Linked DNA regions of Mus musculus: region 1 is linked to region 2. Evidence: chromatin loops called from intact Hi-C (ENCODE). Cell type or tissue: gastrocnemius. All regions are shown on one strand. Links, peaks and the distances in the headings refer to the core of each region. The heading gives the core; the rest is flanking DNA.

Evidence for each region. A loop is a pair of places that touch in the nucleus more often than their neighbours do. Peaks named below come from ENCODE experiments on the same cell type or tissue, not always from the same donor. Only the 100,000 strongest peaks of a DNase experiment are listed, where the experiment ranks them.
Region 1: it touches region 2 in a loop (4-fold over the local background); 12 of 42 quality-filtered maps call a loop at or near these places.

The regions. Positions count from the first base shown.
Region 1 is chr16:11,198,633-11,206,960 of GRCm38, reverse strand. Rsl1d1 (ribosomal L1 domain containing 1) reads left to right here and starts at 3,669. Exons shown (of 9, transcript NM_025546.2): 1 at 3,669-3,810; 2 at 4,504-4,643; 3 at 5,531-5,666; 4 at 7,242-7,390; 5 at 7,475-7,576. The coding sequence starts at 3,706. It overlaps 2610020C07Rik (RIKEN cDNA 2610020C07 gene), which reads right to left and starts at 3,578. Exons shown (of 3, transcript NR_038156.1): 1 at 3,214-3,578. In gastrocnemius, for the core only: CTCF peaks have their summits at 4,607 and 4,808 (motif pointing right); a DNase peak (open chromatin) is centred at 3,620; H3K4me3 peaks cover 2,495 bases; H3K27ac peaks cover 1,644 bases.
Region 2 is chr16:11,249,663-11,257,990 of GRCm38, reverse strand. Gspt1 (G1 to S phase transition 1) reads left to right here and starts at 3,666. Exons shown (of 15, transcript NM_146066.2): 1 at 3,666-4,348. The coding sequence starts at 3,994. It overlaps LOC115488671, which reads left to right and starts at 4,355. Exons shown (of 2, transcript XM_030249388.1): 1 at 4,355-5,766; 2 at 7,069-8,328. Mir1945 (microRNA 1945) reads left to right here and starts at 3,546; the gene lies at 3,546-3,623. In gastrocnemius, for the core only: CTCF peaks have their summits at 3,249 and 7,470 (motif pointing left); DNase peaks (open chromatin) are centred at 3,573, 4,376 and 4,572; H3K4me3 peaks cover 3,382 bases; H3K27ac peaks cover 3,391 bases.

The DNA.
Region 1 (8,328 bases), core at 58-8,057, 51 kb after region 2:
GAGGCAGGCAATTTCTGAGTTCGAGGCCAGCCTGGTCTACAGAGTGAGTCCCAGGACATCCAGGGCTACACAGAGAAACCCTGTCTCAAAAAAAAAAAAAAAAAAAAGAGAGATCCCATAACCAATACAACTCTTATAAAGGAAAACATCTAATTGGAGCTTGCTTACAGTTTGAGGGGGTTATCAGTCCATTATCATGGCAGGAGTAGGGCAGAATCCACCCAGATGTGGTGCTGGAGAGAAACACACCCAGATTCCACAGCCGCAGGAAGCAGGGAGAGAGAGACCCTGGCCTGGCTCGAGCGTTTGGAACCTCAAAGCTTACCTTCAGTGACACACTTCCTCCAACAAGGCCATACCTCCCATTATTTCTAACAGTCCTGCCCCCTGTTCATCCATCAATTAAAATGTGTTCCAAATATGAGGAGATACTGGAGGAGGTTGATATGAGATATTGTGCTAGCTGGTGTGGTAGTTTGGATGAGAATGGCCATTCTTATGCTGGGTCTGTGTCCCCAACCCACACTTTCTTCTCTTTTCCTTAACTCTCTTCTCTTCTAATCCACAATTAAAGATTTCTTGATGGCTCTGTTTTGGCTCTCTATTTCTCATCTACTTCCACAGCTGTAACCATCCTTATGCAGATGATGTTTAAGCTTTCTTTTTTTCTCAGAAACATCTTTCTCCACATCCCAGAATTACTTAGATATAGCACTGGAACTTTAAGCTTGAAATAGTGAAAAAGAGTATTTTTAAAATTGTTTCTTAATTGCATTTTCTTGTGTGTATGCATTCACGTGGGCACATCTGTGCCATGGCTCATGGGCCAGAACTCACATGTGGAAATCTGAGGGCAACTTGCAGGGGTCTGATTTCTCTATTCATGATGTAGATTCTTTGAATCAAACTCAGGTTACAGGTCTGATGGCAGGTATCTGGACCCACTGAGTCATCCCACCAAAGAACTCATTCCGGGGGGTGGGTATGGGGGACCTTTGGGATAGCATTGAAAATGTAAACGAGGAAAATACCTAATAAAAAAAAAATTAAAAAAAAAAATTAAAAAAAAAAAGAACTCATTCCAATAGCTTCCAAATCTGTTCCTTTTTCTTCATTTTTAAATCTTATTAATAATTATTAGTATTGCCCATTTGTCCAGTAATTCATGCTCAGGAATTTGTGGATTATCTAGGTTTCCATGTATCTCCAAGGCTTTATTTTGAAATGGTCTCATGTTGCTTAGACCGGCCTTAACCGTGCCAGGTGGCTAAGGCTTACGTTGAAATCCTTAATCCTATAATTCTGAGTGTTGGTGTTAGGGATGTGAGCCGCCAAGCCCACACTGCAGACTATTATTCATCAAACTGAGGGATGAAGAGAAAAGACTTACAAATAACTCTCTTTGTCTTAGAAGTATTCAATACTGAGAAAGGAAATACAAGGGCAAGCTGAGGGCATCATATGAGATCATGGTAAAAATGGTGAATGGGAGGTACAAAAGTTCAAATATTAATTATACAGTTGAATATGTGAGTGGGAGGGCTATAAATTTCTATCAAATACCTATTGATAGAGAACGGCAGCTAAAATTAGCAAAGGCTTATTTGTGTTTTATGAGAAAGCTAGGAGCAGCACAGCTAAAGGGCTCTGACTTGGAGTCTCTCTTGTGTCTACAAAGAAGGCTTTCCTTCCACCTTCATGCATGTGGTTACTAGCTGGCTGCCCACGTAGTCTCACAGCATAGCATCTGGCTTCCCTCTCTCTAGGGAGGGCCACCTTACAAATGAGTGAATGAGAGGGAGTTGTAAAGACAAAAATTACACGCCTAACAGTAATCATAAGTCTAATTTCAGAAATGACACTGAGATGAGAGTATTGTTCTGTAGCCCAGAATGTAAGTGAAGTTTGGTAACTAGGCCCCCTGTCAGTTTTAAAAGCCTATTTCTTCAATTTTGCAATTCTTTGGCTCTAGACACTTACTGTTTCCAATCGCCTCAAGGATCTATCATCTGAATTCATGGAATTTCCTTGGCTCAAAAGTCTGGTGCTTGGGGCTGGAGAGATGGTGTCAAGAGTACTGCTTGCTCTTCCAGAAGACTACAGTTTGATTCTCAGCATTCGCACGGTGGTTTCCAACCATCTGTAATTCTAGTTCTAAGAGGATCTACACTAGCACTTCCCACATGTGGTGTACAGATACACAGGCAAGTAAAACATATACATAAAATAAAAAAGCCCTACTCCCAGCACTGGGAGGCAGAGGCAGGCAGATTCCTGTGAGCTAAAGGTCAGCCTGGCCTACAAAGTGAGATCCAGGGCAGCCAGGGCTGTTACACAGAGAAACCCTGTCTCGAAAAACCAAAAACGTCTGGTTCTCAAACTTGAATACAGGCAAGAGAACACCTAAGACCACCAATGCTCTTTGGAGTGTGTTAGCCTGCATACCTCAAGCCCAGTGTAGCAAGTCACTGCAATATGTTAAAAGTCCATCTTATACTAGATTCTAAATAGCCAAGTAGAAGCAGGTGCCAAGGACTTGTATTCTACAAGTTAAATTAGGACAAGGTCCTCCCTCAACAGACACTAGCAGAGCATGGTCCCTTCACAGGAGCACTTTTGGAAGACATCTGACAATGGAGAGCATTTTATTCCCACACAGCTAGCTGAACCTGTCACTATCCTTAACATTCACATAAAAATTTCTAAATAAATTATGTAACTGTGCCGGTACAAGGTGGGGGCAGGGGACTCGCTCACTCTTGTAAATCTAGCATCTGAGACGTAGAGGAGGAGGCTCACTCGGGTAACCCTGGGTGATATAGGAAGAGTTTGACTTAAGTGGGGGCGTATTGGTGGATGCTTTTAATCCTAGCACTCTGAAACCTGAAGCAGGAGGATCTCAGTGAGTTCGAGGTCAGACCTGTCTATATAGAGTTCCAGAATAGCCAGAATTGCCATAATAGAGACCCTGTCTCAATAATAGAGACCCTGTCTCAATAATACTCTGTCTCAATAGAGGCTCTGTCTCGAACTAATCGAAAATAAAAACTGGTGGTACTATTGAGAGCTCCCTGAACTGACTGAGAACAACCTCGAATACGGGGTATTGGGCACGGTCACCACAGTGGGCATGCTTGGCAACTACTCATAGGACGTTCTGGCGTATTCTCTCCTACACTAAAGTTATCCCTTCACACTCACGCAAGGTCTTACCTGGGCCGAAGCTCCTGAGAGACCGACTCATTTTTTCGTTTCTCGCGCAGCATCCCGCGCCTAGCGTTGGCAGTTTCTCTTTATTTCCTGGGAATACCACCAATTTGGGGAAACCGACGCCTGAAGCCAGAAAGGAATGGAGGAGCCACGGCTTCCCGCTCTGCAGAAGACAGCACGGGATTGAAGAGAGGGCTTTAGTCTCTCCTTAGGGCGCTCGCTCGGTGTCCTCCGGAAGGAGCGACAGGGTTTTTCAGGCCTGCAGCCTTAGAAAGAGTCGGAGGCAAAGGAGATGCTGCCGCTAGAATAACTCTGGGCACAGTCTACGACCGCAACACCATCTACCCAAGAGGGCGGGCCCAACATCTAATTTCGCGCCTCGCCGGAAATGACGTGATACCCCTCCCCCTCGCAGTGTTACTGACTGCTTTCCGGTTCCGGGCCTCCGGGCTGCGCATGAGCTCTGACTTCTACAGGCCTTCCACACGAGGCGACATGAAGGGCTCTGCGTCCGAATCTCCCAGTGCCTCGGTCGCTGAGGCGACCACCACCGACGTGCAAGTGACCCCGACCGCTCTTTTACAGCTGGACAGAGAGCAGGCGAGTGGCTTTTGGGGACGACGATTCGGGAAGCAGGGTGGTTAGGACCCGCGTTCGGCGCAGGGTGTGGGGCGAGAGGCTGGAAATGAAGTGGGCCCGCGACCGCGTGGGCTCTCCGGAGCTCGAGGCTGGCCTCTGGGAACGCACCCAGCGGGCTCGCTCTTCTCACACTTCTGGCCTGTTTGCCTCCTGTGGAAAGCGGGCTTCTGCGCTCGGTTCTGCAGCATCACAGGTCATGTGTCCGTGCACAAAGTGTTGGTAGCAGGGCCAACGCGCCTTTCCTGACCGCTTCCTTTCTCATAGAGGGCAGGAGAAGCTTCCGAATAGTCCTCTTACGTAGAAAGGACAACCTGTAAACAGATTTTGGAAGCAAGTCCTTAGATGTTTTAGACGGGTTCTTACATTGCAATGGGTACAAATTGTAATATCCCGATACGCTGATGAAATTTGCCCAATAGAAAGAGGAGCGCCAGGCTTTGTGGCGCACGCCTTTAATCCCAGCACACGGGAGACAGGCGAATCTTTTGAATTCGACGCCAGCCTGGACTAAGTATTCCAGGTTGGCCAGAGCTATATAGGAAAACCCTCTCTTGAAACGCCCCCCGCCCCCCAAAGGAGCAAAGGAAGCAGATATGTCTGTGTGGGAGCAATTAACATAGATTGAGAAAATTAACTTATTCTCTGTCTCTGCAGATTAGAAAGGCAGTGGAAGTAATATCTAATCGCTCAAAGTCCAAAAAAAACAATAATGAATTGCTGTTGAGTGGGAGCGAAAATTTATTTTTAATGGTGATATTATGGAAAATTCCAGAGAAAGAACTTCGGGTCAAAGTGTAAGTAATTATTTATCTCTTGAGAGTTGTTTGGTTGGATTTTTTTGTTTTTTGGCTGTTTTTTTTTTTTAACATTTATTTATTTTATGTATGTGAGTATACTGTTGCTGTCTTCAAACACACCAGAAGAGGGCATCAGACCTCATTACAGATGGTTGTGAGCCACCATGTGGTTGCTAGGAATTGAACACAGGATCTCTGGAAGGGCAGTCAGTGCTCTTAACCGCTGAGCCATCTCTCCAGCCGCCCACCCCCTTTAATTTTTAAAACTCAGAGTGTGAGTGTAAGAATGTGGGCCACATGTGTCCAGTGCTTGCAGAAGCCAAAAGAGGATGTCAGACCACCTAGACTGCAGAGATAAGAGGTTGTGAGCAGCCCAGTGTTGGTACAGGTGACAGAAATCAGATCTCCTGGGAAAGCAGCAAGTGCTCTTAACTGCTGAGTGTGTACAATCCTGCATTTGGTCTCTCTAGCCCAATATTTTCTCTTTTAGAGCCAGAAGTGGCAGAGGCAGGCAGATCTCTTGAATTCGAGGCCAGCCCTATCTTCAGAGCGTATTCTAAGACAGAGAAACAATGACATGAAAACAAATAACTAAAAATATTTTTAAAGAGCATTTATTTGTGTTTGTCTGTCTGTCTGGAGTATTGGGTGCACGCATGTGGCAGTCAGTGCCATTTCTCCCTACCATGTTGGTCCTGGAGCTTGAGCTCTGGTTGTTAGGCCTGGCACTGAGCACAGGTTTTCACCCACTGATTCATCTGGCTTGCCTGCATGTATTGTATGTTCTCCTTAGCTCTCCTAGGTCAACAATGACCTTGAATGAGAGTAAGCATGTGTTGTGAATAACCCACGTACTTTCTGGCCTTTTTTGTCGTGTTTTGCAGACCTTTGCCTCATAGCATTCTCTCCGAATCCTCAGATGTATGTCTCTTCACAAAAGATGAATTCGATTCACCTGAACAGACAGAAGGTTTCTATAAAAAGCTTTTGAAAAAACACGGAGTTAACACTATCTCTCAGGTAGGTGTGCTGATGCGTTGAAGTCCTTTCAAAGACTTCATAGAAATGAAGTACGATACACTGCTGTAATTCTTGATCTTTCAGGTCTATTTTCATTGTAATTTTATTTTATTCTTTTATGGCTATGATGTGTGTTCCTAACATGCATGCACCGTGTGGATGCAGGTGTCTTCCATGGCCAGAAAAGGGTTTGAAGTCTCCTGGAGTTAGGGTTTCAGGTGGTTGTAAGCTGCCTGATTGGTGTGGGAAATAAAACGCAGGTCCTTCAAAAGAGCGTCAAGTTCTCTTAACTACCAAGCCATCTCTCCAGCCCGTTTTTCTCTTTTTAATGTAATTGCCACTGTAATGTCATTGTTGGCTGTATTTGCTTTTGCTAAAGGTGGTATTCTGATTGGTGTCTGAAAAGCTAAATGCATGTCAGATTTCATATCTTATTTTTAGTTGTCTTGAGCAGAGTGCCTAAGGGAGAATGGGGTTCCCCGCAACTGGAGTTGTAGAAGGTTGTTTTCATGTGTTCTAAGAGCAGTCGGCTCCAAAGCACTGAGCCATCTATACTCCCGTTGCAGATTGCTTAAAAACCTAATTTTTTGTGTACTTGTAGAGCATCACATGTCTGGCTCTGGCTTGTGATTATTTGTTTATATTTGTAGTCTGTTTCTTTATATTTCTCCTGGTAGTAGGAATTGAATCCAAAACTTTACACATGTTAGATCAAACTTACACATGCTAGACTCTACCCCAAACTTGAAATGTAGACCAGGCTAGCCTCTAACTCAGAATAGATTTAACTTTTACACCTCTATATCAAGTGCTGCTACCTCCCCACCCACAATACCCTTGCTTTTTTAAAAGTGGGTGGTTTTTGGTTTTTTTGGTTGGTTGGTTGGTTTTTTTTTTTTTTTTTTTTTTTCTTCGAGACTGGTATTTTTTTCTGTTTAGCCCTGGCTGTCCTGGAACTCACTTTGTAGACCAGGCTGTCTTAGAACTCAGAAATCCACTTGCCTCTACCTCCCAAGTGCTTGGATTAAAGGCATGCGCCACCACCGCTCAGCCTGGGTGTTTTGTCTACATGTGTCTATGCACCTTATATAAGTACCCATGTAGATCAGAAGAGAGTCTTGAATTCCCTGGACCTGGAGAGAGATACACATGGCCACGAGCTACTATGTGGGTGGTGGAATCAAACCCAGGTCCTCTGTAAGAGAAACTAATGCTTTTAACCACTAAGCTGTCTGTCTCTGCAGCTCGTTTTATTTTGTTTGAGATAGCATCTTGCTCAATTGCTGGGCTACCCTCAAAGTTAGTATTCTCCAACCTGAAATTCCCAAGAACAAGTTATGTCATATACTTCAGTGCCTGGCTGACATGCTGGGATTTTATCCAGGCTCCTTGATCGTTCCTCTCAGGGTCTCCCACCATCTGGCTAGGCCTCTAGCATATTTTAGCTGCTTAGGAATTTATTAATCCGAGAGGGGCATGGCTCTAGGACCAGTCTGAATCGGAAGTGTTAAATATTTCTCCTTCTGTTTTAGATGCTTAACATTTTATGGTTTTGGTCTTGTTTCTGTATTCTAGATTATCCCTTTTAAAACTTTAAAAACAGAATATAAAGCCTATGAAGCCAAGCTCCGCCTCCTGGGTAGCTTTGAAGTCTTTATTACTGATGCGAGAATTCGACGGCATTTGCCCTCACACATAGGGAGGCATTTTTATCAGAGAAAGAAGTGAGTTTATTTGCAGTGACTGGACTTGACTGGTATGGGGTTTCTGTGTGTCTCCAATGTTCTGATGCCTGTGTGCTTTTATAGAGTTCCAGTGTCTGTGAACCTTCTGGCAAAGAATCTGTCCAAAGAGATTAACCGATGTATCACAGGGACCGTCTTAAACATCTCTAAGCGTGGTTCTTGCAGGTAACAAGGAACATTTATATGAGATTTCTTTAAACTTTACATGTCAGGGTTTTGTAATCCTCTCCTCTCCCCCCTATCCCCTACCTCATTTAAGGATCTTGTTAATAAAACTAGGACCTTCTAGCCAGGTGTGGTGGTGCATGCCTTTAATCCCAGTGCTCCGGAGGCAGAGGCGTGTGGATTTCTGAGTTCCAGGACAGCCAGGGTTATACAGAGAAACCCTGTCTCCCTGCCCCCCCCCCCCCAAAAAAAAAGAAACTAGGACCTTCTATTAAAACCTAAATGTTTTGTTTTTAATAAGTCTTCTGGGGGGAAAAAGCTTTAGAAGTAATTTTAATCCCCCATTAATGAGTTTGTTGTCTTTTTTTTTTTTTTTTTTTTTTTGGTTTTTTGAGACAGGGTTTCTCTGTGTAGCTCTGGCTGTCCTGGGACTCACTCTATAGACCAGGCTGGCCTCAAACTCAGAAATTGCCTGCCTCTGCCTCCCAGGTGCTGGGATTAAAGGCGTGCACCACCGCAGCCCGACTGAGTTCATTGTCTTTGTTGTCTGATTTTCCTGGAGAGAGGTGAAGATATGTGTTCACCCTGTGTAGGGCAGAAGGAAGTGATTGTACAGGTCTGTCTTGATGAACAGTGAGTTTGTTGTGCTGACCTAGAGTGGCACATATGGTGTTACTTACAGCCCCGGCCCCACCCACACATGGGGTTGTCATGGAAACTGTACCACTGGAGTTCTGTGCAGCTGCTGGTAA
Region 2 (8,328 bases), core at 166-8,165:
CAATGCAGTTAACTAGATCATATTGCACTAGTTTATCAACTTCACTTCTTTTTGCTCAAAACCAAAACAAAGTACCATATGGTTGAATTAAAAGACTATATGGAAACCCTGACTTAGTTTTGAAATACAATGGTATTTTATGGAGAATAAAAAAGACAAAAAGAAGGACTAGAGGCACGTAGCTCATTGGTAGAATGTGCGCCTAGCATGTGCAAGATCCTAGGCTCAATTTTCTAGCATCAAATTGGGTGGGAGAGAATGAGATTGCTAGCAATGACAGCTAGTGAGATTTGCAGTGGAAAATAGGAATTATCTGTTGTAGTGTGGTTCAAGCCTAGAAGAAGCATAGATTTGCTAGGGAAAGGAGCTGTCAAACTAACCCATTATATACATCCCAGCAAATAGCGTAAGTCTTTGGAAAAACTGGCTCTTAAGCCAAAAGATGGATAAAAGTACTTGCCATACAAGTCTGATGACCTGAGTTTGATCCCCAGAAACCAGATATTTTAGTCAATGTTCTGTTGCTGTGAAGAGACACGAGATCATGCAACTCTTATAAAGAAAAGCATTTAACTGGGGCTGACTTACAGTTTCAGAGGTTTAGTCCATTACTGTCCCAGCAGGAACATGGCAGCTTGCAGGTAGACATGGTGTTACAGAACACCTGAGAGTTCTACATCTGGACCCACAGGCACCAGGCAGAGTATGACACTGGTCCTGGCTTGAGCTTTTGAAACCTCAAAGCCCATCCCCAGTGATATACTTCTCCAACAAGGTCATACCCACCTAATCATTGTCAAATAGTGCCACTCCCCAATGACCAAGCATTCAAACATGTCAAGTTACGGGGGCCGTTCCTATTCAAACCATCACACCAGATAAAAAGCTGGATATAAAACTGGAGAGATGGCTCAGTGGTTAAGAGCAATGGGTGTTCTTCTAGAGGACTGGGGTTCAATACCCAGTACCTAGTTGGTGGGTCACAACATCTGTAGGTGCAATGTCCTCTTCTGGCTTCTGTGGGCACTGGGTATTCACAGACATATAAGCACTGAGACACACATTAAAAACAATAACAACAATAAACAAAGCTCGATATGGTGATGTGACTCTGTGATCCCAGCACTCCTACATCGAGGCATCACAGAAGAACGGCACAGAAGCCCTCTAGCCAGCTCGTCTGCAGGACAGGGCATTGCAAAAACAAGACCTTGCCTCAACAACATGAAAGGTGAGAATAACTCTAAAGTTGTCCTGTGATCTCCATGTGTGTGTTCTCTCTCTCTCTCTCTCTCTCTCTCTCCCACACACGTAAAGAAAATGAGTTATTGCTCTGTACTTGAAAAGTCCTAAGTGCTTATAAAGGACAGTAGTGACACTTTACACTTACTGCCTGCATTTACTTGTTTAGCTTTATGCTAGGTGGTAGGAACCAAGAACAGTCTTCAAGTTGCTCACTTTTAGCACAACAGCGGTGTTTGTTGACAGACTCTCATTTTCTTGTTGAAGCTTGCACAGGTAGGTCAATGCCTTTGAAAACCAAAGAAAGTCAGAGTTGTGGTATATCTCTATAATTCCAACACTGGGGGTTGCAGACATTGATCCCAGATTAAATAATGGCTAATCTTGAATTTATAGGGATCCTCCTTGTTTACAGGATTGAGCCAACACACTTGGCTGATCAAAGGCTTTTCCAAACGACACTTTTCTGACACTGTCTCTAGAAAAAGCACCATGAACAAAGAAACTGTTCATTCAACTAGCTGTGAAGAGCTAACATTCTCAGAGTGTGAACACCCGGAGCCCTAGGGGTTGGCTCTATCCAGTGATAGGCTGTGGTGAGCTAGTTCAGTCAGCCGCATGCAGATGTTGAGCTGTCTTTGGAGTGGGCTGGGGCTTGCAGATCTCCCATGAGGTATGAATTTATTAGAGACAGATTTAAAGATGAAAACTGTGGTGCTGTACAGGTTCCAGCAGTTTCAACTAGATGATCTTGAGTCCAAGTCAGTCTGGATCACACAAAGAGGACATCTTAAAACACATGCAAGAAAAAAAAAGTCATTTACAAAAAACCAGTTCAAGCTGAGCTTGGTGGTAGACAGGCAGAGAGTTCCAGCACTTGGAAAGTAAGATAAAAGGACTGGAGTTCAGGGCCAGCCTGGGCTTCATTTGTCTCTGCTTAACCAACCAACCAACCAGCCAACCAACCGACCAAAACCTAACTAACCAACCACAAAAAGAAGAAAAAAAGAGCTAGTTTGAAGCCTTGCTTTAAAAAGTAATTGACAAAGCCGGGCATTGGTGGTGCTGGCCTTTAATCCCAGCACTTGGAAGGCAGAGGCAGGTGGATTTCTGAGTTCGAGGCCAACCTGGTCTACAGAGTGAGTTCCAGGACAGCCATGGCTATACAGAGAAACCCTGTCTCGAAAAACCAAAAAACCCAACAAAACAAAAACAAAACAAACAAAAAATTATTGACAACTTTGTCTATTACCTCTCTCGTTAGGCCAAATTCTCACTTTTTATTATACAAATGTTTAAAGTCAGCATTCCAATTTAGATATCTTAGATCCAGATTTAAAAAAAAAAAAAACTCGTTGTTTGAACATTTTGAATATGTTACTCTGTAATTTCCAAGTAGGTTAGTTGCATTCTGTCTAGACTCTTTTCAGAGCAAGTAAAATTAAGAGTATACTTTTCTTTGTCTTGGTCTCCATGGGTGAATTACAGGAGCATTTAACAGGTATTTAGAACAGGTATTCCTACTTCGTGCAGTAAAAAATAAAGGTGAATTTTATTTTTTCTTGCTTGTCACTTACCCCACAATTACTAAAATGCAACTTGAAAGTGTGAGATGCCCTCATTATTAAAGGACTGTAAGAATAGCTGACAGATGCGGCCTTTCAAAAGAACAGCACTTTACCTAATGGCAGCTAAGGAACTGGAAGCACCAAAATAGCCACTATTAGGTACCGCTGGGTACACTAAAAAATATGGCAATCCCGATTAATTTGTAAATCTCCTGGCAGGGAGGATGAAAGGACGAAAAAACATTTTAGGTGCGGGCTTTTAATGACTAGTCAAACATAACATGAGTCACTGAAATTTTCCAGTTAAGGATCCTTTTGCCGGACATCCTTGGACCTTTATGAGCCACACGCAGTTTCAGCTGTAACATCTCATGGTTTTACTGCCTCTTCCAAAAATGAATACATAAAAGGAAAGACGCCTCCCGCCGGCTTTGAAATGTAGGGCAAACTCTGGCTGCGGGTGGAGAGAAAGAGAATAAGGTATATAGACTGGGAGACAGAAAAGGCGCCGAAAAGGGAGAAGAAAAAAAAATTCCTCTAGGTTAGGCCTGCGGACCGGGTGTTCTCACAGGCTAGGGTGGATCGTCGCCTCGTGCGGAAGGGCTCGGCCCACCGTCTTGCCCTAGCCGAGTAGAGCCTACCCCTACCCCCACCCTGCGACAGATGGGCCACCAGACTTCTGCCTCCTCGCGCTGCCTGCCGGGAGTTCCAGCCGCTTCCGGTGACGCTTGAGCGCTGAACTCCGACTCCCGTCAGCCCCCGAGAAAACCGCACCGGGTCTTCGCGGGTACTGTCGGGACTTGTAGTTTAGCTATCGGCCGCGCTTCGTAGGCGGAAACGCGGGCGGACACAGACGGGAACTACCGAGGCGAAGGTACGGGTGGTAGCGAGAGGTCAATTCTCTCCAAACGTGGGGTTGGCGGTGAGGCCGGCGGCGGTAGTTGGGGTTGGGTGGGAGGAGATCCTTTCGCACACACGAGGAGGGTTGAGCCGCTGTCGACCTGGTCTCGAGTGTACTGTCTGGACTGTAGCTGCTGCCCAGGACGCCGGCGAGTGAGTCATTGACTGTCAGCTCCCCAGTCTTGCCGTCCTCCCCGGGTCAGCGCGGCCTGCTCCTCCCCGGTCGGCCGCCCCCGCCTCCATTTCCCGCCCTCTCTTCACCACACACACGGCCCCCCCGATCATGGATCCTAGCAGCGGCGGTGGCGGCGGTGGCGGCGGCGGCGGGAGCAGCAGCAGCAGCGACTCTGCGCCCGACTGCTGGGACCAGACGGATATGGAGGCCCCCGGGCCCGGGCCTTGCGGCGGCGGCGGGAGCGGCAGCGGCTCCATGGCCGCGGTGGCCGAGGCCCAGCGTGAGAACCTCAGCGCGGCTTTCAGCCGGCAACTCAACGTCAACGCCAAGCCTTTCGTCCCCAACGTCCACGCCGCTGAATTCGTGCCGTCCTTCCTGCGGGGTCCGGCCCAGCCGCCGCTATCCCCAGCTGGCGCAGCCGGAGGCGACCACGGAGCAGGCAGCGGCGCGGGAGGCCCTTCGGGTAAGTTGCCGGGCTGGATATCCCCAAGGCACGGGCGGCGGCCTGGGGCCGGAGTTCCGCGGTGGGCTGGGTGGAGAGGACGGGAGGCCGGCCGGCCCGCACGTGGGGCGCTGACAGCGGCGCCGGCTGGTCTGGGTGGGGCGCCTCCAGTCTGGGAGCTGCTTGGCTTGGGGCGCCTGGGCCAGGAGGAGCAGAGACCAGGGGACCCGGGGGCGATTGCCCCGCCGCGGAAGGCCGCACGCGGTTCACCCCTAGGCATAGGAACTGTATGGGACCCTGCCAGCCCTGGGCCAGTCAGTGCCACGAGGCCCAGAAGTGGGGACTGATAGGGCTTGAAGTCCGGCAGGAGGAGGGTGTGAAAGTCTAGGGTTTGGGGGACAGGACTTGTCTCTTCGCTGGCCCAGAGAGCTGCTCCTACTGTAGTTTCTACGTTTGGAACTGTAATTGCGTTTTAAGTATCGGTGGCACTAAAGCGACCTGAAGGAATCCCAAGATGCATTGCAGGCTTGTGATCCGCCAGAAACTGTTGGCTGTCAATACAAAGACCTTTTTTCACCCTTAACATTTTGAATACTTGAAAAGTTTTTTAAATGTCACAAGGATTCCTCAGTACTAACATGTGGTAGTAAACCTCATTGATTTATGTGCGGTTTTAAGCGGGATTTAAGACTTTTTCTGAATGGCGTGTAGACTTTTAATTGTTTTAAAAGTATGGCCCTTATAAGGGTTGCTTATAAAAGCTTAGTTTGCGTTCGTGTATTAGTCTAGTCTGTTACTTAAATACTTCTGATAACTTAATATTTGTCACATAAAGTAGCTACTAAATACACTTTCTGTCGTTTCAAACTGCAGTCTTTAAACACCTTTTTACAAACGGGCTGTATGTTTGGTAGCCTGCTTTCAGGTACAGATTTTGTAGCAATGCTGTTGAGTGAACTTAAGTATTGCCTTCATGCTGATGCTTTTTTTTTAAATTAGGTATTTATTTCATTTACATTTCCAATGCTATCCCAAAAGTCCCCCACACGCTCCCCCACCCATGACGATGCTTTTTTGAGTAAATATGGTATTGTCCTAAAGAAAAAAAGAAAGAAAGAAAGAAACGGGAAGGGAAAAGGCCGAGACTTTGATTATTTAGCAGGGACATTGGTGGGGCAGATAATTTGAGCTTATTTCAAGTGAGAGTATGTTTTAAGTTCTGGACTTAGGCCTGGTGTGGTGGTACACTAACTAGTTAATGCCTATAGAGTCCCAGAACTCTGGAGGCTGAGGTAGGAGAATGCTTGGAAAAAGCAGAGAAAACAAATGGCATTATCACCTCGCTGCCCTCCCAGGTGAGGTTGCAACCCTGGAACTCAGGAAGTGAGGGCAGCAAGATCTTTAGGTGAAGGCTACCGGGACTGTCTGGCAAATAATAAGTAAGTAAGTAAATAAATAAATAAATAAATACGTTCTTGGAATTTAGTTTCTTGGGAAACGTGCTTCACTTTGCTTTTTAGAAGTGAGAGGGTGTTGGACTGTTCAGGGAAATGCTTTTGTGAGGAGCTGGGTCTGTATTAGAGTGGGTTTTGGGGGGCAGTGAGCTTTGGGGCTTTTATTGTGCAGGAAGGAGGGATGCTGCCCTCCTTCAAACCTGGGGATTTGACTTTTATTGACTGGCATTTCTTTTATTTGTGTGTGGTTGATATTTTTCTTTTCAAACAAGGAAATTCATTCAACTTTTAATTCTTTTAGACATTAATCTACTTGTTAGCTTCCTTACAAATTGCTGGAAGTACTTGTTTCTACCTTATTTTAGAGCTTCCACATCTCCAGCCATTGTCTTTCTTGGCTCTCCTTCATCTGGAACTACCAGCTTTGAATAGACTGGAGACTGCATTTACAGGCACTGATCAGATTTTAACAGGGATAATCATCCACAGGGCCATGGTTTGGAGTGGTCACTTTGAGTGTCTAGGCATTTTGTTTTGTGCAGGAGTTTTTCTTTATCTATTACTTGCTAATTTGTGGTTTTACTAAGTGTAGGAATATGTTTGTCAGAAAGTTTCTAAATTATAGTATGTGTGAACTTTTTTTTATAATCAAAAATGGTCTTACTGCATCAATTGTTTCTAGAAAAATTTTTATATATATTTTATTTTATATTATTTTTCCCTTCCTAGACAGGATCTCACTATGTATCTCTAGCTGTCCTAGAACTCAAACTCCCAAGAGATCTACTGGACTGTCTCTTGAATTCTGGGATTAAGGGTGTGTGCCACCATCACCCAGTTTAAATTTTGTTGTGTGATTGAAACAGTTGAGAAATTGAAGTCAGCATGGGCTAGAGTAAGAACCCATACCCAATGAGAAGGAAGAATAATAATTCTGTAAGCATTCTGTGTCTGATATCTGGATGTTGCCTAAGTAGAAGACTAGAGCTATATGGGACGAGTTTGGGAACTTTGAATCCATAAATGTTGCCATCATTCTTACTGGGGGAAAGCAGAAAAAAGTAATGGCAGGAGAGCACCTAACCTGTAACTCCCTAAGGGGAATCCAGATGTTTTTGGTGGTGAGGAAGGGGTCCATAAGATAGTGACTGTTTCCTTTGTTGTTCCTTTCCAGTCTGTGGTAAGTGGGCTCGGGACTAACCTTTAAGGGCTTGTGGCTAGATACTCCTTTCTCCTGGAATGATTTGCTCTTTATTTTGTTTTGTGTTGTTTCTCTTTGAAATACAGCACTGCCTAGAGCAGCCAACAGAGGAAGGGGCCTTGGTGGTGAGAGTCTTCACAGATATGCCTGTGTCCAGCCATCTCAAGTCAGAGCTAGGGAACTGGTGCTGACCTTGTTCTCTTCGAAAATGTAAAAACAACAAATTCCAAACAATGACTAAGTAGAACTCTTTTAAGTGTAATTAAGCATCATCCATTTAAATGCAACTTTCTATAGAGCCAAGTAAATTGGGCAAGTGATTATCAATGAAAATAGAAATCTTAAAAATCACTGGGGGCTGGAGATGGCTCAGTGGGTAAGAACACTGATTGCTCTTCCAAAGGTCCTAAGTTCAAATCCTAACAACCACATGGTGGCTCACAGCCATCTGTAGTGAGATCTGATGCCCTCTTCTGGTGTGTCTGAAGACAGCTACAGTGTACTCATATAAATAAAATAAATAAATCTTTATAAAAAAAATCACTGGAAATTTTTTTACTTAAGTTTTAGTAAATTCTCAAGGTTAAGCAACCATTATCACTTGATTGACTTTTATTGTCTCTCCATGGCTGCATAGCCAAGACTTTTCTGATTCTCTTTCCAGCTTAGGGTACTGAGATTACAGGCTTTCGTCATCACAGACAGTTTACATGCTGTATATGATGTTGGGACTCGAACCCAGGGATTTGTGCATGCTAGGCATACAATCTTATCACCTGAGCCACATCCTGAGTTTTGTTTTGGATTTTTTTAAAAAAAAGTTAAGTTTCACTATAGAGCAGAAGCGGTCTTCTCAGCGTCCCAGCATGCTGGGAGCAGTCAGTGATGCTTGCCTGTGCCTGGCTGGCTTTCTGGTCACTGAATAGTTTTGAAAGTTACTTCTGTAGGGCTAGAAAGCAGATTGGAGGTTATCCAAAATCAAAGGTACAGTTATTTGTATATAATTTTTTTTTTGTTTTGTTTTGTTTTTTTTTTCGAGACAGGGTTTCTCTGTATAGCCCTGGCTGTCCTGGAGCTCACTTTGTAGACCAGGCTGGTCTCGAACTCAGAAATATGCCTGCTTCTGCCTCCCGAGTGCGGGGAGTAAGGGCGTGCGCCACCATGTCCGGCTTGTATAGAAAACTTCATACTTGATTTATGTTAACCAGTTCCTGTTGAAGACTAAATAGACGGTCTTGTATTTTTAATGGTGCTGATGGTGAAACTCTGAGCCTCCTGTATGCTAGGCAAGGGTTCTACATCTCCCCAGTCTAAGAGAGTGGGGGTGTGTATGTTTCCTGTGTGGG